Regions from separate parts of the Mus musculus genome. Here regions 1, 2 and 4 are each linked to region 3. The links are chromatin loops, found by intact Hi-C in ENCODE. Cell type or tissue: heart. All regions are shown on one strand.

Region 1 (5,000 bases), 50 kb before region 3:
CAGGGCTGTGATTAGAAGTGTGGGCTGCCACATCCGGTAGGACTTACTTTCTTAATGACTCCAGGCTGAGCTAATTGATTCACAGTCGGCTCAGGCTCATCCCTCCTTTATTCCCCCTTCACCCCTTCTCAGCAACTCCAAGCGCCCCTCTTACCTGGCAGAAAGGAGCGCACTCTGCAACAATAACGTGGAACTTCCTCTTCCGGGCCGCCTCTTTAAGGAAGGCCTCAACTGTCCTAGAGTAGCCAATGGTCATGATCACCTCGTTGGAGTGGATGTGCTCCAGAGCCTGGGCGGCAATGTTCTCCATTGTGCCTTCTGCAAGAACAGGTTTGCAAGGGGACGTGAAAATGGCATGCTAACCCCAGACAGGCAGGGCAAAGGCTCACAGGGGAAGCTGCCCTTAGACACTGCCAGCCTGGCATCACAGGCTTAGCAGGCTCAGAGTGCAACAGTCCAAGCTCTTAAAAGCATCACTCTGGGGTCCTGGGCCTGCACTCCTCAGCCAATCTGGGAAATCCTGAAGTGCTAACCAAAAACAGATCTTCCCCTGATAGAACTATTCATCCAAAAGGTGGCCACAACACCTCCATGGGCAGTGGGCATACCAAAGAAATACAGAAACCCCACAGCAGCTTGAGAGTGGCTGTCTGGAGTACAGGTGGCACCTAGTTTGTTTGTAAATTGTCTAACTTATTTTCAGTGCATGAATGTCTTGCCTGCATGTATATCTGTTTGCCTCATGTGTGCCTGGTCCCTGTGGAGGTAAGAGGAGGACATCGGGTCCTCTGGAACAGGACTTACAGGTGGCTATGAGCCACAGTGTAGATGCTGGGAACTAAACCTGGGGACTTTACAAGAGCAGCTTAATCGCTGAGCCGTCCATCTCTCCATCCCCAGTACCCAGTGTTAAATCTCTGAAGAACAGACTGTAACAAAAATCTGCAAGTGAGGATGGAGGCGGTATGTATATAAATACCTCAAAGGGGTGGGCATGATGGCTTAGTGGGTAAATGTGCTTGATGGGCAAACCTGGAAACCTGCCCTCCATCCCTGGAACCCACATAAAGGGGGATGCGCAAATTCTACAAAGTTGCCCTGTGACCCACACACACACACACACATACACACACCACTAATAGTAAACATTTTTTGAAGTCAAGATGAAGTTTAGTGAAAAAGAAACTTCCAAATGCGGCTTTGGGGAACTCGTTTTCTGTTTTTTGCAGCACTGGGAATGAAACCCAGAGCCTCAAGTAAGGCACTCTTCCACTGAGCTACATCCCCAGCAAGTTCATTTGCTATAAAATAAAATAAAATAAAATAACTTCCCCTAAAAGAAATCTCTCGCTTAATATACTGTTAAAGAGCAGGTCTGTCTTGAAAGATGCAGTTACTATAAGCTTGGTGTTTTCCATCCACTCCTACCAAATGGGTGTTCAAACCAGAAGACTGGTGATCTCGCCTATCCCTGTCAATGCACAATTTCTAGGGGACTGTTTCACTTGCCTGCGACCTAACTTGTCCACTTAGTGATCAGATCTCTTACCCAGTTCCACCAGCAGCTCATTAATCGCCTCAATGATGTTGGCCTTAAGTGGGGCAAAATGGAAGCTGAAATCCTCGCTCAGGCCTCCGGATGTCAAGAGTTTGTGCAGGGACTCCTGCTGATCGCTCTCGTCACTGCGCCCGTGCAGTCTATGGAGGCAACAAGACCCAAAGAGTGATCACTGGGGCAACGGGAGCAGCTCAGCCACAACAGAGGCTTCAAGCTGATAGGTGGCACGGTTTAACAACCAAAAGCCAGCACCCCTTGGTCCCACCAGGAGCCCACCCAAGCTGTGAGTTTGACCTGCCATACTCCTCCCGGATGATCTTGAGGACTCTCCGCACCATATTTCCCACGGTGGTCTCGGAGGGCTGCGCAGCCGTCATCCTCCTGCCCTCTCTGCGGATCAAATCCATAAGGTCCCCTGAAACCCAAGAGAGACCGAGTGAACGGGGCAGGCGCGCGGTGAAAGTGAATATCAGCTTCAGGAATAGAACAAGAACGAGGATGAGTTGCCGCACCCGCGTTGTTCCAGTGGTGGTCCGTGATAAGCCGGCGCAGCAGCCCCAGGGTCTCCCGAGCCATGTCCTCCGAGCTGCGCTGCCCGCCACCTCGCTTCAGAGTCTCCACGAAGCCTTCGATCCTCTCGGACAACTCCGAGCCCTTCGCCGCGGCACCCGGCATTTCCAACACCGTCCCGGGACTCACTTACAGAAGCCTCAATTGCCAAAGCACTGTTTCACTTCCGGGCCGAGAGAGGTCAACTTCCGCTCGGTGAAACATAATTGAGTTCGTGGAGTTGTAAGCCCGCCCCTCCCTCTGCTGAGGCCAATCAGAAACGTGTTAGGGCGGAGCTGGGCGCACCGCCGGGAAGTGACGGCTGGAAGGGTCCCCTTGGGAGTCTGCGCGCCGAGCCGGGAGGCCCGGAGGACGCTGGCCAGTCTGGTTGCTATGGGAACAGCGAGCGGCTCTCCCGCCCTGCGACCAGCAGAAGTGGCTTTCCTCCTTCCTGGCTCCATCGCTGCCTGATGCTTGGCAGACGCCTCCATGAGTGCGAGTCCAGGGCTCGAGACGCCCAGAAAAGTGCTGCTGCAACGCGGGTTGAACATGTTCACCTTTTCCAATGGGTTCCATTCCCCACCGACTTTATCTTTCTTTTCCCCGCTCGGTGCAAGGAATTGAACGTAGGATCTCACAGGTGCTAGGCAAGTGGTACCACCATTCCTATTCCTAGCTCTTACGTTGTTGTTTGCTTTTTTATATCCTCGGCCTCGAAAGCCCTAAGGAATGTCACTAATGAAAGAGATTCAAAGTAGAAGCTAGCCGGGCTGTGGTGGCGCACGCCTTTGATCCCAGCACTTGGGAGGCAGAGGCAGGTGGATTTCTAAGTTTGAGGCCAGACTGGTCTACGAAGTTAGTTCCAGGACAGCCAGGGCTATTCAGAGAAACCCTGTCTCGAAATAACAAACAAACAAAGTAGAAGCTAATAGGACACCAAGAATGCTGTCCTGCAATTTGGAGGCCGGCGAGTACATGCAATGTAATAAGTCCTTCCATTGACCCGACACTTACTAGGTATTGAGTGCTGTAAGTTCTTACTGTCATACAGCTACATGAGGTAGGTTCTCCTCCCCCGGCTTTACAAACTGAGAAAGAGATTCACGGTATTGAAGCAGTTAGGGAGGTAAAAAGGCTGTGCTTATCCTGGGTCCCCTGAACCCAAACGGAATTAGAATCTCTTATTTATTTAAGATAAACGTCTTGGGCTGGCGAGATGGCTCAGCCATTAAAGGCTAGGCTCACAACCAAAAATATAAGATAAATGTCTCAAAAGTGAATCTTCCAGACTTTTAAGACTTTCCTTACAGCTGATAAATTGTCTTCAGAGGGATTAGATCGGTATCAAAATCATATAAAGATAGTACAGGAAAACTGTACCTGTCATTAGCAAAACAAAAAGAAAAACCTAATAAATTACTAGAAAAATAGAATGCAGCAGTACATTAAAAAGTAAATATTTGCAATCTCTAAATAGCATATTGTTTAATTTGCTGGGGTCTGGCTCACCTGTATCTTTGCTTTCAGGGCCGACTCTACTGTGTTGCCCAGGCAACGTGCAGGGCCAGCTCTCCCAAGTGCTACAGCCAGTGGGGCAGGGCTAGCTCTCCCCAACTCATGACTCTAGGATCAGCTCTCCTGACTACTGCAGGTGGCAAGGCAGAAGGGAGAGGGCATCACACCAGTACCTGTACCATCTCACCCCAGAAAGGTCAAAGAGGCCAGCTCTCCCACACTCTGTCCTCTCAAGACAGCTCACCTGGGTCCCCTCCACCAGGGCTGTGCTGCCCAGATGAAGTACAGTGCCCACCTGCCCAGGTGCTCTAGTGGACAAGGGACAGGGCTAGCTCACCCACTCTCATGACCTCAAGGCCAGTTCTCCAGACTTCCTGGGGGGGGGGGCATCACCCAGGCACTCACACCACCTCTGGCAGAGGTTGGCAGGGGCCAGCTCTCTCTTGCTCTCACCCTAGGGACTGGCTGACCCAAAAACCCCTCAACCAGGGCCAACCCTACTGTAATGTTCAGGTGAGGTGCAGACCCAGTTCCCCTCACTCTGATGACCCTAGGGTCAGCTTTCCTGACTGCCTCAGGTGGCTAGGGGTGAGTGGGCAAGGCCATCTACCCCCTGCCCAGATCACCTCACAGCAGAGGAGTGGTGGGGCCATCTATCAATGTTGTACATGCTTACCAACACATGGTATCACCAAACATCTTTATAGAAAGTAGGCATAAAAAGATCCTTCAGGATTGTTTTAATTTGCATTTTCCTGCTTGCCAGTGATGCTTGTGTTTTCCCACATTTATCGACCTTCATTTTACTCATGATTATAGCTTGCATATGGTTGAAGTGTGTTCCTCAAAAGTTCAAATGCTAAGGGTTTGGTCTTTTAGTGTGATAATATTGGGAAGTGGTGAGCCCTGGGAGGAGTGTAGCGTCTGGAGGATGACACCCAGAGGCTTCCACGTGCTACCACTTGCAAGTGAACACATCAGCTTTCCCGTGCCCATGAACACATCGGCTTCCCCGTGCCCATGAGCACATCGCCTTCCCTGTGCCCTTGAACACATCAGCTTTCCCGTGCACATGAGCACATCGGCTTCCATGTGCCCTTGAACACATCAGCTTTCCCGTGCCCATGAACACATCGGCTTCCCCGTGCCCATGAGCACATCGGCTTCCCCGTGCCCTTGAACACATCAGCTTTCCCGTGCCCATGAACACATCGGCTTCCCCGTGCCCATGAGCACATCGGCTTCCACGTGCACATGAACACATCAGCTTTCCCGTGCCCATGAACACATCGGCTTCCCTGTGCCCATGAGCATATCGGCTTCCCCGTGCCCATGAGCACATCGGCTCCCACGTGCACATGAGCACATCGGCTCCCAC
Region 2 (5,000 bases), 120 kb before region 3:
TTCAGTGGGTAAGCCCGATCCACTCCCACTCGTTTCCTCCTAAAGGGAATGAAGTCCTGGTCATTTGCTTTGGGATACCGGGGTGTCGGACTAGACAAGTAAAACAGACCCTTTCCTTGGCCCTGGGCATTGTTCCCTGAGCCTTGCTGCCTGATTCCTGCACTGTGGGGACAGGAGTGCCTCCGGGCTTTTGTGCAGACGTTCCTTTTGGGGCGGGTGGAGACCTCGTCCTCCTGCTCCATTTCTGTGTTGCTCCAAAGCTTCGACTGGAAACTATTCCTCAAATGTCCCATCGAGGGCCGCTGGGAAGAGTCACTTTGTTCGTAAGGGTCGTGCTTAGCTGAGTGGAGTCCAGGAGCTTCTGTTTTATTATGTGGGAACATAACGCCCACAGGCAGATGTGGAGCCAACTGGAGACCAGCCATTCAGTGCCTGGACCGAAGCCTAGGGGAGATTTAAAGCAGATACATGTGAAGAATTTGTCTGAGGTTCACTCCCGGCTGCTAGAGTAAACTGTTTGTCCATTTGCCCTACCCACATTCCCTTTAAACGTTTCTCGGGACTGTGGTGTTGGCTCTGCCAGGACATTCTTTCAATAAGCATTTAGGGAGTGATGGTTATGTGCCAGGCCAGACATTGCTAAGCCCCGAGGACCAAAGAATGGACGTGACACAGGTGTTCTGCCACTGACTTTCCTCCAGGCCTGTAGATGACCTGCTCTACACCATTTATGGAATGGGTGGGAAAAGCTTTAGATAGAAGGTCGTCCGTGACACAAAACAGGCAACCTGCTCTTACCAGCCCCGGGTTCTTGTAAATTGCAGAGGCCGCTCTGAGTCCAGTCCCACGGTTTTACGGGGTGAGAACAGTGGCCTGGCGACAGGGCCTGGCCCAAAGCACTCCCTGGACTTTCCCCTTGCTACAAACTACAAAGAGCACGAGCCACCCGGGCCTGAAGCAGGTGCCCGGCTGTCAAGCCCTCATGCAAAGATGCTCTATGGCTCAAACCGCACCAGGCTTGTAAAGAGAGTGTGTTGGGAGAGGGGGTGACAGACACCTGAGCGCCCCAGCCCGCTTTGGATCCGGAACTCCAGAGTCATGTTCTGTCCCAGAGGGTCAAACGGGAGTCCTTACTGGGACCCGGCCTCTAGGGATAAACTCTCACTCTCCAACCCCTCGGGAGGTCTCAGTATCTCCCCTTTCGGCGTACCTGAGGCGCTCGGGGGCCGCTCCAGCTCAGGGAAAATCCCCAAGACCTAGTTTTCCACACCTGACTAAACCCAACCGCCGTCCACGCAGGCGCTCTCTGTCCACCTCTGTTATCCCGTTGCCTGGAGACCAGAGCACCGCCTCTGGTTGAGAACTTTTAGCTCCAGATGTGCGCAGGCGCAGTCCACAAGCAATCCGAAAGCCGCCGGGGCAGATTGGGTTGGAGGGACGGAGGGAGGTGGTGGAGGGAGTGCGGGGAGGTGGGGAGGGAGGTGGGGAGGGAGGTGGGGAGGGGAGGAGGGAAGGGAGGTGGAGTACGGGTGCAGTCGGGTCACTTGTCGAGGTGCAGCCAACTCCGCAGCTCAGATCAGCGTTTCCCTTGGGGAGGGGTTGGAGAGGTTTTTCTGGGGCTACATCAAAGAAGAACTTGGATTTCTCCGAGAATGAAGCTCCCAGACCTTAGGGTGTGCCCTTGTCTGGAGAAGGGTGGAGCCCCTAGATGGGCTGCGGAATCATCCCGCCCCAGGATTCGGGAGTCTGTCCAGCTAGCGGGAGTGGGACTGCTGATCACCCTTCTGAGTGCGCTCGGCTACTGCGCTCAGGCCCCAGGTAGGGCTATGTAAGAGCTCCAGGCTACATGCTCCGGGCTGTCTTCCCTCGCAATGCTTTGGCGCTTGCTATTATATTAGCTTTACTATTATTTCACTACGTGTTATAGTCCCAGGGTAGTTTCTATGGCCAATCTAATCATTTTGCTATTATAACGTTTCACTCTCACGTGACCGTTACTACTTAGGGCCCAGGAATGACTCAGCCAAAAGTAACAATAATAAAGTTAACAACCAGATCAACAGTAATGAACATAACTTGATTTCAACATTAAATGGTCCTCTGTAACTTTTTGACAACAGAAGAGAGTTTATTTGTCTTCTTCGTGCTTCAGTTCATTTGGATAAGCTGTTTTGGAACAGATAGCTCCGTTTTTCTTGTAACTACACAGAAGATTCGAGCACGTGGGAAATAAAGTAGACAGCAGTCTCGTTAATACAACAGATCAGATGTCAGCTTTTATGCGCTACAAAAAAAAATTCCTTGGTGGACTCTCTAGGGCAGATTGTCAGTCATTCTTTTCATTCCCAGTTGGCTCTTCGGCCTTCTCCACATTGCAGAGGTTTCCCACGGACTAGGACCCTGCCTCAGTCAGCTTCTATGGGTTTTCCCATACATCTTTTCTAACTCGTTTCCATACTCTCCCCCTGAATCTCTAGTGTTCAAGTATACATAACTTCCTTGTGCAAGAAAAGTTCCCCTTCCCATCCCTGGGTCTGTCTCTCTCTGTGTTAGGATCCCACTGGAGTCTCTTCTGTTTTGTTTTGTTTGCTGTTTGTTTTGAGACAGGCTCCCTATTTAGTCTATGGTTAGCACTAGTTAGTCCTCCTGCCTACTTAATCCTCTTGTCTCAGATTCTCCCAGGCTGGGTATAGGCATATAGGCCTTTCCTCCCTCCCCCCCCCCCCCGCCCCCACGCACACGCACACAAGAAAGAGAGAGGAAGAGAGAGAGAGAGAGAGAGGAAGAGAGAAACTCCGAGGTCTATGTGAATATATGCCTTGTGTGTGCAGTGCCTGGGAAGGCCAGAAGATGGCAATGGAACCCCTAGACCTGAAGTCATGACAATTGAGAGCTACCTAACAGGACACCTCAAGTTCTTTTTCTTTCTCTCCTTCTCCGTCTCCTCTCCCTCCTCCCCCTCTCCCTCCCCCTCCTTTATTTTGCTTTGGTTGGCTTCTTTGTTTGTGTTTGTTTTGTGGTTGGTCTGGAGCTCTCTACATACTCCAGGCTAGCCTTGAACTCAAAGAAATTCTCTTGCCTCTGCCTTCAAAGAGCTGGAGTTAGAGATGTGCAGCATGTCCAACACACCTCAGCTGATTGCAAACTCTACACACTTACACAGCTTTTCCTTATCTTTCCTCTTTGTTCTGGCCCCTGTGGTCTGGCTCTCTCTCTCTCTCTCTCTCTCTCTCTCTCTCTCTCACTACGCAGCTAATAGAGTCCTTCTCGGGCAAGCTTCTATTTCTGGAGCCTGTTCACTCAGCAATATTGATCATCCACTCCCTCAAGACTCAGTTCTCACTACTCCTGTGTCCTCTTGGTTTCTTTTTCTCAGTCCTGTTCCATCTATTTAAGGTTTCTGGCATTTATATCTTCTGGCATTTATGCAATAAGTATATTGGAATATACTTAACTCCCTTACTGGCCTTCTAAGTTTAGATATTCCCCTGAGTGCTCCTATTTTTGATGTATATGCAGTTCTGCAGTTCTAAGTAATCTCTTCCTTATGATTTTTATTAGATCTGAAATTTGGGGGCTCACTCTTGTCTAAAATATGCCCTGCTTAGCAATAGTGTCTCTCCAACTATCCGCCTGGCACCTCCTCATGACAGTTCCTTAGGAGCCCTAGATTCAGTGTGATAGACATTGATCATCTCCCCATTCTCTGTCTGCTGTTTTCCTGGTTCATGCCCGCTCACCCTCAAAGCTGCTTCCTTTGCCATCTCTTCCAAACGACCTACAAATGCTATTGAGTCTACATCTGCCAGTTTTCTCATAATAAGTGGCATCCTCTCTTGTTCTGCCTGTGTTAATCGTTGGAGTGGCTTTACCCCCCTCACCATCAGCATCTGCTCCCTAATTCTTGCTGTTGTTCAGATGTTGATTCTAAACCTTCTTTCTCAGCTTCGTTGATTAGCAGGACCGAGGCTTATCAATCAGTGTTAGAACGACAGTGGGGGTCTAGAGAGATGGCTCAGTGGTTAAGAGCACTGACTGCTCTTCCAGGAGTTCTGAGTTCAATTCCCAGCAACCACATGGTGCCTCACAACCATCTGTAATGGGATCCCATGCCCTCTTCTGGTGTGTCTGAAGACAGTGACAATGTATTCAAATACATAAAAAATAAATCAGTGGTAAGATGTATACTTAGAATGCACAAGGGTCTAGATTCCATTACCAAGCAGTAACAACAACACACACACACTACATACACACACACACACACACGCACACACACACACACACACACACCACACACAGGGTGGGGGGGGGGGAGAGGAGCAGGTGAGGGAGAGAGAGATCACAAATAAAAAAGTATAGATAGTACTTTGGCAACACATATACTAGAACAGAATTGATACTGAGATCAGCATAGCTGCTGTTCAAGAATAAAACACAAGTTTTCAAAGTGTGTCTTTTAAAACTTGTATATATTGGGGCTGCGGAACTAGCTCATGTTGTGCAAACATGAAGACCTGAATCAGTCATCACAATCCACATTTTAAAAAGCCCAATTTGAAGCTGGGCGTGGTGGCGCATGCCTTTAATCCCAGCACTCGGGAGGTAGAGGCAGGCGGATTTCTGAGTTCAAGGCCAGCCTGGTCTGCAAAGTGAGTTCCAGGACAGCTAGGGCTATACAGAGAAACCCTGTATCAAAAAAAAAGCCCAGTTTGGTGGGATTTTTACAGATTTCTAATCCTACTTCTGATAGTGAAGGATGGGTGACTCACTCCCTGGGTTCCCTGGGCAGTCGGCCTAGCCTACTCAGCAAGTTCCAGGACAGTGAGTGAGCCTGTAGGAAGGAAAAAATGGGTTGTACCTGGAGAATGACACTCCAGGTTGCCCTCTGGCCTCCATGTGTGTCCACATACATACGTGAACAAGAAGATACACAAAATCACATACGCATATGTATGTATATATCATATGAAGTGTGAATATATATGTCAGTGTGAAGT
Region 3 (5,000 bases):
ACTAAACCCGAGAGCCAAGTCTGAGACACCCCTTCTGACCTGACCTGGCCCTTCTGTCTTCCCGTAGTGGTGCCTTTCAACGAAGTGTGGGGTCGCAGCTACTGTCGGCCCATGGAGAAGCTGGTGTACATCTTGGATGAATACCCTGATGAGGTGTCTCACATATTCAGTCCGTCCTGTGTCCTTCTGAGTCGCTGTAGTGGCTGCTGTGGTGATGAAGGTCTGCACTGTGTGCCGATAAAGACAGCCAACATCACTATGCAGGTAGGGAAACTCTCCCCCACATGTCACCGCCTGCCCATAGCCCACACTGTATTCAGATCCCCACAGAACCTCTAGAAATTACCCAGATAGGGACAGAGGCAGGTCAGGGGCCTACAGTGGGTCCAAGCCAGGGTCCCTTGAGCCCCCATTCCAACCTTGAGCTTCTCATGGACTCCTTACTGAGTATGAACTTTGTTTCCCACAGATCTTGAAGATTCCCCCCAATCGGGATCCACATTTCTATGTGGAGATGACATTTTCTCAGGATGTGCTCTGTGAATGCAGGTAGGTCCTGGGTGGGCAGCAGGGACAAACCCTGATCACTTAGCAGATCCTTGCCGGGCCCCTGGGGCAGAAGAGGGGGTTGCCAGCCTATAGCAGGCTGCGTTTGTTTCCCTAAGCAAGTGGTCCTGGGGAGATGTTTTTCATTTAATATTCCCTATGAGCCAAGTCACTCTGAGGAGCTGGCCCCAGCAGCTGGAGTACAGCTGCCAAGATGTCCCAGTAGAAAAGGAAGTCTCCCCTAGACATCCAGAGCCCTGGCGCTTGTCACACAACTGTCACAGGTCCTTGGAACTAATGTCTATAGACGAAGGTATCACAAGCCTGTGCTTGATTCAGGACCAGGCTGCCTGCCTGTGGGGAGTAGGGTGGGCAAACTGTACTGAGAAGACAGCAGGAAAACCTCATAGAAGGAAAGAGACAGGCAAAGCAGGTACAGTGGTGTCTTTAGAGTTGCTGCACACTGCTAACTGTCCCTGGGAGCTCTGGCCAACCCTCAGCCTTGCTATCTGTTCCCCAGGCTCTTGGCACACTTGCTGCTAGGAACAGCAGCCTAGCATGCCATCTAGGTCCCGGAGACATGAGATAGGTCTGGAGCGTCTCTGTGTCACAGACAAGGCACCTGACTAGAGGTTTGGAGCCTCGTCTGGAGCTGGAAGAAGGGGAGAGCAACCACCTTCCACGTGTGTCTCTTCAGTGCCCACTGCATGCCACACACTGGCCTAAGTGCCTGGGAAATGGTGGTGAGCGGGATAGCAAGGTTGTGCCGCTTGTGGCCACCTTGTCAGCATCGCACAGAGGAGGCGAGCCAGACACTACAGTTCTGTGATTTGCTCCACTGGCCAGCGTGGAAAGGGGCTCTAGATCTGGACTTGGCCTGTCTCACGCCTGCTGCCTTTCTTGGCAGTCACCATGTTCTTCATAGCCACAGTTAGCCACACTGCCCGGCTCTGCCTAGGACTCTAGCTGCCCTCTTTGAACCTGAGCCCTGGCTCCAGGCCCTCTCCACTCTGCCAGTATTAGAGGCCTTGAGTCAACCTGTTCACTTCCAGCCAGACACCAATAGCTCAGTCAGGAGTCCCTCCTTGCCTCCTCCCCCAGGGGCTGAATGGTGACCTTTACCTTTTATATCATCTTTTTTCTGACTTGCCCATCTGCAGAGGTGTGACTGGGCAAAGTGGGCTGGCTCAGGACAGCATACACTCAGGGCCCATGCGGCCCCTCCTGTCTGGAACACTGCTCTTGGGAACTACTGAAGAGATCTCTTTCCAGCAAGCCAGGCAACAGGGACACCTTTCTTTTTACTTCTGGGCCAAGAGCCATGGCCCCAGAAGGCAGAGCTGGGACATGCCTGGAGACTGCGAAGCAAGCTCCCTGCTGTTGCCACGGTGGGGCTGGGTTAAGCCCAGGCAGGCAGTCTTAGCTGGTAGTCACCATTGCCCTGACCACAATCTTGTTCATCATTTACTTTCTTGAGGGGCTCCCAGAGTGTACCCCTAGAAGGAACGGGGAAAGTGAACAGAGAAAAAGTTTAAAAAGCAGAAAGCAGAATCAAAAGATCCCAGCTCTTGATGCCAAGAGGCTGGGACGAGCAGAAACATGTGATGAAAAGCCCCAGAGGGGAACATCGACCTCCCTGGGGATTGCCAGGACCTAGGGTAGGGCTGGGAGCGCAAGCACTGGGGCCCCCACCCCGCCACAGCTTCTTCACCAGCTCGGTGCTGCCCCCTAGCGGCGCTGGAGCAACCGCCTCACCAGGACCTAGGGACTGTGGGAAGTGGGTGGTAGCAGGAAACATCCATTTACTCGTCTCCCCTGCATCTTTCCGTTTCCCTAGACCTATTCTGGAGACGACAAAGGCAGAAAGGTAAGTGTACTTAGTGCGCGGGGAGGTTGTCGGACCTGCCAGCCGCTGTCCGAGCACGAGGAACCCTCTGTACTGACGCTTGGTTTATTGCAGGAGGAAAACCAAGGGGAAGAGGAAGAGGAGTAGAAACTCACAGACTGAGGAACCCCACCCGTGAGTATGCTGGGGCCCAGGACTGGCACAAAGGCTGAGCCTGAGGGGGTGGGGCACTGGGGATGAGGTCTTGCGATGAGAACAGGGAATCCACTTTTAAGGTCTAAGGCGTGCGGGGCATGGTGGCGCACGCCTTTAATCCCAGCACTCAGGAGACAGAGGCAGGCGGATTTCTGAGTTCGAGCTCTACAAAGTGAGTTCCAGGACAGCCAGTGCTATACAGAGAAACCCTGTCTCGAAAAATAAATAAATAAATAAATTTTAAAAAAAGGTCTAAGGCGCATCCAGGGACTTTAATTCTTGTCCCTTATCTCTTTGTGGCCTTAAACAAGTCCCTTTCCTTGTAAAATGATGGGCCTGGGAGTACAACAAGCAATGTGCTACTGTGCAGGGATCACTGCTGTGTGCCAGGCACCTAGGTGACAACCACATGCCCTGTTCTTCCAGATCATGCCTTCTCCTACATAGTTGGCCACTTCTGGGCATCTCTGGGGCAGGTGCAGTGCGTCTGCCGCTCTCAGGTTCCCAGGCCAGTGTGTCTCTCTGTCTTTGGATCCCTCCCTTCATCTCCCCTCTCCCTGCCTTGCCCATCCTTGCTTCACCCTAGGGGTAGCAGGCTGGAGTCCCAGGTTACAGAGTCACAGTGTAGCTGGAAGAGAGGGGTGGGGGAAGGGACACTCCCACCTGGCAGCCAAGCTAGCCAGAGCTAAATGATCAGCACACACCACACAGATATCAGGTGCCACTGTGCCATCTCTCAGATATGGGTTCTCAGGGGTCTTGTTCAGGTATCGCCCCAAAGAATTTTAATAGTTCATGTGCCTCTCGCTTAATTTTAGGTTGGCCTTGAACCTATGCCTAGAGGAGGATTGTTTTATTTTGTTTTGTTTTACATAGGATGCTATGTAGTCCAAGCTGGTTTTAAACTCACAGCAATCCTGCCTCATGTGCTCACTGTGAACTTCTCTTTCTTTCTTTCTTTCTTTCTTTCTTTCTTTCTTTCTTTCTTTCTTTCTTTCTCTCTCTCTCTCTCCCTCTCTCTCTCTCTCTCTTTCTTTCTCTCTCTCTTTCTTTCTTTCTTTTTTTATTAATTTTTAAATTTTTATTTATTTATTCTGGTTTTTTTTTTCAAGACAGAATTAACTCTGTGTGGTCCTGGCTGTCCTGCATCTCACTCTGTAGACCAGGCTGTACTCACAGCGATTCACCTGCCTCTGCCTCCTGAGTGCTGGATGAAAGGCATGTGTTACCACTGCCAGGCTCTTTTTGAAGGTTTAAAATCATATTCACAAACAGTTGGGTTTGGAGGTCCTAATGCTCCTTTGAGGGGAAAGTGCAACCTTAGCAAGGACAGCAGGCCCCAGGCCTTCCACACACAAAGTTTAAGTGAATATCCAAGAAGGCTGGAGACTGATTTCTTTAAAAACACCTTTTTTTTTTTTTTTTTTGGACTGGAGATGTAGCTCGGCGGTAGCAAGCTTGCTTACCATGTGTAAGACCCAAGCTCAACCCCCCACCCCAGTGCCACAAACCACCTAGTATAAAAGTACAAACAACAGAGCCACTCCTACCAGTTCCATCCGAAGACTGCTGTCTTGGGATGGGTTAACCAGAGACACTGTTACGGGATGCCAGAACGGCTTCAAATGTCTCTGCCACTGAATGGCGATCTCTCCGCCTGAGCTCCACATCTGTGAAAGGGTTAACACTCCTGTGGTGTGTGGCGAAGGGTGAATGAGACAGGACCTGGCACAAAACTGGGCACCTGAGCTGGTGCTTGGCAAGGGAGACACCTGCTTGCTGGTCTGGGTATGAGCAGGCTTGCCCAGGTGCTGTTTCTTGGTGCTGTTCCTTGTCCCTCTGGGTCTGACCCTCTCTCTAGGAGGGGACGCCATCCTCACAGCATCCTGTCCTCTGACTTGTCTGTGTTTGGTTTCTGGCAGGTGATGTCATTTCCCGGAGGTAACCAGCCACTCAGAGGAGAGCCCCACACCCAGCTCACGTATTTATTACCGTCACCCTCTCAGAACCCTCCCTGCTGGTACCTACCCTCTATTTATTAGCCGACTCGTCCCTGCTGAATGACGTGCCCCCTCCAAGATAAGGGGCATGGAAGGACAAGACGCTCAGGAATTCAGTGCCTTAAAACAGAACGAGAGAGAAAGAAAGAAGCCAGCCACGGATCTGTGGGAGCTTCGGCTTGGGAAGAAGCAAGACATGGACATGGCCTTACAAGGGGCAAGCCGCACCCCAGAGGCCCTGGCTCTCCAGGGAACTGGAGAAGAGAAGAGGAGGCCTAGAACCTGCCCTGATTCCCAGCTCCACCCAGAGAGCAGCTCTGGCCCCGGCTGCATTGAAGGCATGTAGAGGGGACCCAGTCTACTGTATCCTGGAGATGGGACAGGACATTCGGCTCTGGAGAGCAGAGCTTGCC
Region 4 (5,000 bases), 140 kb before region 3:
AGGGACCAGCTTGGTCTTTGGGTTGAGAGGAAAGGTTGTATTTTGGTGAGTGTTGAGGTTTTGGCATTGTTATCAGGGTGACTTCATCTTCTTGCCTGCATCACATACTTGTGATACAGTTAAGAGACTTGTTCCACATTGTAATGGGACATTTGTATTCCTTACCATCCCATGAGCCTTTACTTCCATAGTATTCCAGGCAGTCTAGTCTTTCTATAGCACTTGGGAGGCAGAAGCAAGTGGATTTCTGTGAGTTTGAGGTCAGATGGTGCATAGTAAGACCCTGTCTTCAAAAACCAAACAAAATTTACCTTCAAAATAGGCCCTCTGAAGGAAAAGTCAGTTACTAGCTTTCAACTTAGGAAAATCAGCCTAAACCCTCTGGTAGCTTTCCACCTGTGAGAAGTCATGGATGTGCCATTATTTCAGAATCCATCTTCTTATTTTGGGGAGACTTAAGGGGTGCTTGGCTCAATGCTGAACAACTTTTTACATAAGACAAATACTAGTGGAGGACACTTCAATGTATTTACCTGCCAGAGATGCACTAAGATTTAGAAAATAGACATGAATTCTGGTGATTGTAACACATACCTTTATGTAAGCCTGGCATGGTGGCACATGCTTATCATCCTAGCACTAAGAAGTAGAAATAAGTGCAGTAGTAAGGTCAGAGGTTCAAGGCCAGCCTGGGTGGCATGAGGATCCTTCCTGTCTCAAGAATTAAAATTTGTAAACTGGGTGTTGGTGGCGCACACCTTTGATCCCAGCACTTGGAAGGCAGAGGCAGGCGGATTTCTGAGTTCCAGAGGCCAGCCGGATCTTCAGAGCAAGTCCCAGTACAGCTAGGGCTACACAAAGAAACTTTGTCTCAAAAAGCCAAAATAAGGAGAGAGAGAGAGAGAGAGAGAGAGAGAGAGAGAGAGAGAGAGAGAGAGAGAGAAGAGAGAGAGAAGAGGAAGAAAAAATGTAGGCCCATAAGATGGCTCATGATGAAAGGCTTATACTGCCATCATGACAATTTGAGTTCAGTCCTGGGACTCACGTGATAGAAAAAGAGAATTAACCTTTACAGTACAGTGTATACACACATGCCCACATCCACACACATAATAAATCAATGTGATAACTTAAAAATACTGTGGAGCTGGAAAAACAATCCAGCAGTTAAGAGTGCCTGTTGCTTTTACAGAGAACTGGGGTTTGGTTCCTAGCACTCAAATGACTGCTGACAACCATCTGTAACTCCAGTTGCAGAGGATCTGACACCTTCTTCTGGCCTCCAAGGGCAATGCATGTGCATGGTACCAGACATACATGCAGCTGAAACCACCCATACCCATAAAATTTTTTTTAAAAAATCTTTTTAGAATAATTTTTACAAATTCAAATGCTATCTATGTAAAAACAATTTAGTCTCAAATATTTGTTTGAACGTTCCACTTTGTGCAATTCTAGGACCTTCTGTGGGGGTGAATGAGGTGTCAGATGCTAAATCTCTGTGGCCTAACGAAGCTCTTTCTTTCCTATGCTACACATCTACCAGTGGTTCAGAGCTCCAGCCCAGGAGGTGGCATTGGTGGTGGTGGTGGTGGTGGCGGCGGCGGCGGGGGTGAAGAGGAAGACAGTCAACAGGAATCTGAAACTCCAGATCCAAGCGGAGGCTTCCGAGGAACAATGGAAGCAGACCGTGGGATGGAAGGCTTAATCAGTCCCACGGAGGCCGTGGGAAACAGCTGTGGGGCTAGCAGCTCCTGTCCTGGCTGGCTTCGGAAGGTAATGCCCTCAGAACAGATGCTTCAGATAAGCCTGTGACAGGAGCTAGTGAGGGCTGCCAAGGTCTCAGTTTCTAGTGCCCTACTAATTGAGACAGGAGTCAAGGCTTCACTTTCCCACCCGTGAAGACATCTGTGTTTTGTTTTAAAACGGGGTCTCAGTTTGTAGTCCTGGCAGGCTTAGAACTCAAAGAGTTCCACTTGTCTCTGTTTCCCAAGTGCTGGGACTAAAGGCAGCCTGGAAGGAGGCCTCAGTGCCTTGCCGTCAAGCTTCCTGACCAGCAGACAGTGTGTGTAGAATTGTGTTGGGAAATGAACCAGATACAACTTGCTGAACTTGAGCTAGCATCGCTGAAGTTTGGTTCCAGGTTAGGCAATATATGTGGTCAGCCACCATTCTGTACCACTAGAGGGCGCTGCTGTCACAGCAGCGTGAAAGTGAAAGCTACAAAGACCGTGGGAGAAAGGAACTTGCTGCAGCCAAACTGGTGAGATTCTTTCTTGTCTGCCTAGGAGCTGGAAAACGCAGAGTTCATTCCCATGCCTGACAGCCCCGCTCCCTTAAGTGCGGCGTTTTCACAGTCTGAGAAGGACACGCTGCCCTATGAAGAGCTGCAGGGACTCAAGGTCGCATCTGAAGTTCCTCCGGAGCCCCAGCGTGCAGCAGGAGCCTGGGTAACTGACAGTGGCTGTTTGTGCCTGGGCTCTCCTGGCTTCATCATGTCCTCTCACTTTCGGGGCCAGTGCTGCACTGTCCTGGCAGTTGCCGCTCTGCCTTCCAGCACAAGAGGGTCATTTCTTCCTTTCTTCCTCAGGAGTACTAAGCTGAACCATGAATTTCCAAATGGTCTTTTTGTTGTGACGGTTTGTTTCTTTATGGGGCAGGTTCTGTAGCCCAGCCAAGGATGGAGGATGACCTTTAACCTCTGTTACTCCTGCCTCTATCTCCCTCCCAGATGATGATATAGACATGTGCCACACACCCAGTTATGCAGTGTGGGGTCCAGCCCAGGGTTCTCTACATGCTAAGCAAACTCTTCACAGATAGCCACGTTCCTAGGCTCCAAACTCAGTTTTAATGGCACCATGAGTGTTAGCTGAGCTGTATGTAAGAAGCAATGCCTGGAGTCTGCTGAAAGAACAGCATACAGCCAGCCTGGGTAGAAGTGAAACTGTAAATCAGTTCTAAACCAGAGGGCACCACAGATCTAGAGAAGCCACGGCATCGTCACATGACTTTGTGGGCTGTTTAACCCTTTGCAGCTACAGCTCTGACGTCATAGCACAAAGCAGTCACAGATGCAGATTGAGTGTCTCTTGCCCAGATGAGTGGGACCCAGAAGTCTTTCAATCTCACATTTTGGTGTATTTTGGAATATCTGTATATACATAATGCTGTGTAAACATAGCTTAAAGGCCATTTTGTGGTTGGAGGTTATTTTGTGTCATATTTTAATATACCTATTCTGGACTGCAGGCCGTCTATCTCAGGAGCTTAGGTGTGATATTTCCCTCATGGTATCGTGTCAGTGCTCACACAGTGTTGGACTTAGGAGCAAGTAGGCTTTTCAGGCTAGCGGTGTTCAGCCTGTGATACAGAATGGATGAGTCCCCAGCTAGCATTTGCTAACCTGCTATTCATCTCATTTTTATTTAATTATTATTTTGCTTTTGAGGCAGGGTTTCTCTGTGTGACTCTGGCTTCCCTGGAACTCACTCTGTACACAAGGCTGGCCTCAGACTCACAGAGATTCGTCGGCCTCTGCCTCCCAAGTGCTGGGATGAAAGTGTGCATTCCACACCTGGCTCTGACCTGCTAATTTTAAAAGTGTATATGGGAGAAAAATCCCAACTAGAATAACTGAAAGCCTTCCCAGGAGAGTGGCAACAAAGCCCTTAAAACCTGAGAGTAAACCTTTCCCCTCCTGGGTTGGCCTTCTTAAATTGTCTTGTCAGTGTTCTTCACAAACTCTTCTCGAATCTCTGACACAGTGTGACCAACTACATTTTATGAACCTCACTCACTTGATCAGAACTTCACTTCAGCACTTCAGCACTTTAAAGTAGAACATATTAAAGTAAGAATTGCCGGGCATGGTGGCACATGCCTTTAATCCCAGCACTCGGGAGGCAGAGGCAGGTGGATTTCTGAGTTCATGGCCAGCCTGGTCTACAGAGTGAGTTCCAGGACAGCCAGGGCTATACAGAGAAACCCTGTCTCAAAAAACAAAAACAAAAACCAAGAAAGTAAGAGTTTTGTAAAATCCTCCCAAATAGATGATTCTGCAGCAGCACTAAACACTGTCCTGTTAGTACCAAGTGCCACTGGAATCCAGGCTTTTTTTTTTTTTCCTTCATTTGCACCTGTTTTTGCGTATTTTTGTATTATCTTGCTGGTTAACGGAAACTGTTTGTACTGGGGAGCCATGGCAGATCCTGTGCATTATCTCCTCCTTGTCCCTAGCCCCCTCGGCTGGATCCTGCAGTGCCGTGTGTTGGGAAAGCCCTGACCTCTGCTGCTTGTGCGTGCAGTGCTCTGCAGGTGGAGGTTGACAGGTTGCAGGCTCTGGTGTTAAAGTGTCTGGAAGAACAGCAGAAGCTCCAGCAAGAAAACCTCCAGATGTTTACCCAACTACAAAAGCTCAACAAGAAATTGGAAGGAGGCCAGCAGGTGAGAACATCCATTAAAAGAGTAATTGAATTCTAAATCTGCTTTGAAAGGTCACAGAAACAAGCTGCAAAGTAAAAGTAGACTTAGCTCTTTGTGACTCCCTGTCTCTCAATGATGGGACTTTGAACTTGATTCCAGGAGCCCTTGGACCTATCTAGCTTATTATAACACCTAACTTCTATTGGTTTTTTTTGTTACTAATTGTTTGGCTTTTCTATTTTTATTGTGAAAATGTTTAAACATTATAACAAACACCCATATGCCTACCATATAGGCTCAGTAATAGTAATAACAAATTACTTCTTTTGGTAGGTATGTATACATTCTTTTTTTTTTTTTTTTTTTTTTTTTTGGTTGGATGGTTTGTTTTGTTTTGTTTTGAGACAGGGTTTTCTGTGTTTCTGGCCTTCCTGGAACTCTCTGAGTAGACCAGTCTGGGCTTGAACTTGGGAGATCCTCCTGCCTCTGCCTCCTGAGTGCTGGAATTAAAGGCGTGCACCACTACTACCTGAGTACATTCTTATTCTAACCATTTTATTTGTATATTTGTGCAA

What was found. Hi-C counts contacts between places; a loop is a spot of excess contacts. Peaks named below come from ENCODE experiments on the same cell type or tissue, not always from the same donor. Only the 100,000 strongest peaks of a DNase experiment are listed, where the experiment ranks them.
Region 1: it touches region 3 in a loop (4-fold over the local background); 16 of 42 quality-filtered maps call a loop at or near these places.
Region 2: it touches region 3 in a loop (2.5-fold over the local background); 25 of 42 quality-filtered maps call a loop at or near these places.
Region 4: it touches region 3 in a loop (6-fold over the local background); 19 of 42 quality-filtered maps call a loop at or near these places.

Annotation. Positions count from the first base shown.
Region 1 is chr12:85,216,795-85,221,794 of GRCm38, reverse strand. It overlaps Eif2b2 (eukaryotic translation initiation factor 2B, subunit 2 beta), which reads right to left and starts at 2,314. Exons shown (of 8, transcript NM_145445.4): 1 at 2,071-2,314; 2 at 1,853-1,973; 3 at 1,550-1,698; 4 at 155-318. The coding sequence starts at 2,233. In heart, no CTCF peak of the experiment used is centred here; DNase peaks (open chromatin) are centred at 1,734, 2,414 and 3,939; H3K4me3 peaks cover 2,306 bases; H3K27ac peaks cover 2,054 bases.
Region 2 is chr12:85,284,996-85,289,995 of GRCm38, reverse strand. It overlaps Zc2hc1c (zinc finger, C2HC-type containing 1C), which reads right to left and starts at 1,405. Exons shown (of 3, transcript NM_172414.4): 1 at 1,211-1,405; 2 at 1-444. The coding sequence starts at 425. It also overlaps a transcript of Acyp1 not described here. In heart, a CTCF peak has its summit at 2,858 (motif pointing right); DNase peaks (open chromatin) are centred at 225, 1,365 and 1,715; H3K4me3 peaks cover 2,076 bases; H3K27ac peaks cover 1,152 bases; H3K27me3 peaks cover 214 bases.
Region 3 is chr12:85,166,924-85,171,923 of GRCm38, reverse strand. It overlaps Pgf (placental growth factor), which reads left to right. Exons shown (of 7, transcript NM_008827.3): 3 at 68-264; 4 at 470-549; 5 at 2,384-2,413; 6 at 2,507-2,566; 7 at 4,510-5,000. The coding sequence ends at 4,513. Among named protein-coding and RNA genes, the nearest start is that of Pgf, 7.9 kb to the left of the region's middle. In heart, a CTCF peak has its summit at 2,276 (motif pointing left); DNase peaks (open chromatin) are centred at 863, 1,523, 1,933 and 2,263; H3K4me3 peaks cover 542 bases; H3K27ac peaks cover 937 bases; H3K27me3 peaks cover 255 bases.
Region 4 is chr12:85,302,913-85,307,912 of GRCm38, reverse strand. Nek9 (NIMA (never in mitosis gene a)-related expressed kinase 9) reads left to right here. Exons shown (of 22, transcript NM_145138.2): 19 at 1,547-1,776; 20 at 2,289-2,450; 21 at 4,240-4,446. Among named protein-coding and RNA genes, the nearest start is that of Zc2hc1c, 17 kb to the right of the region's middle. In heart, a CTCF peak has its summit at 2,183 (motif pointing right); DNase peaks (open chromatin) are centred at 2,202 and 2,969; H3K4me3 peaks cover 249 bases; H3K27ac peaks cover 293 bases.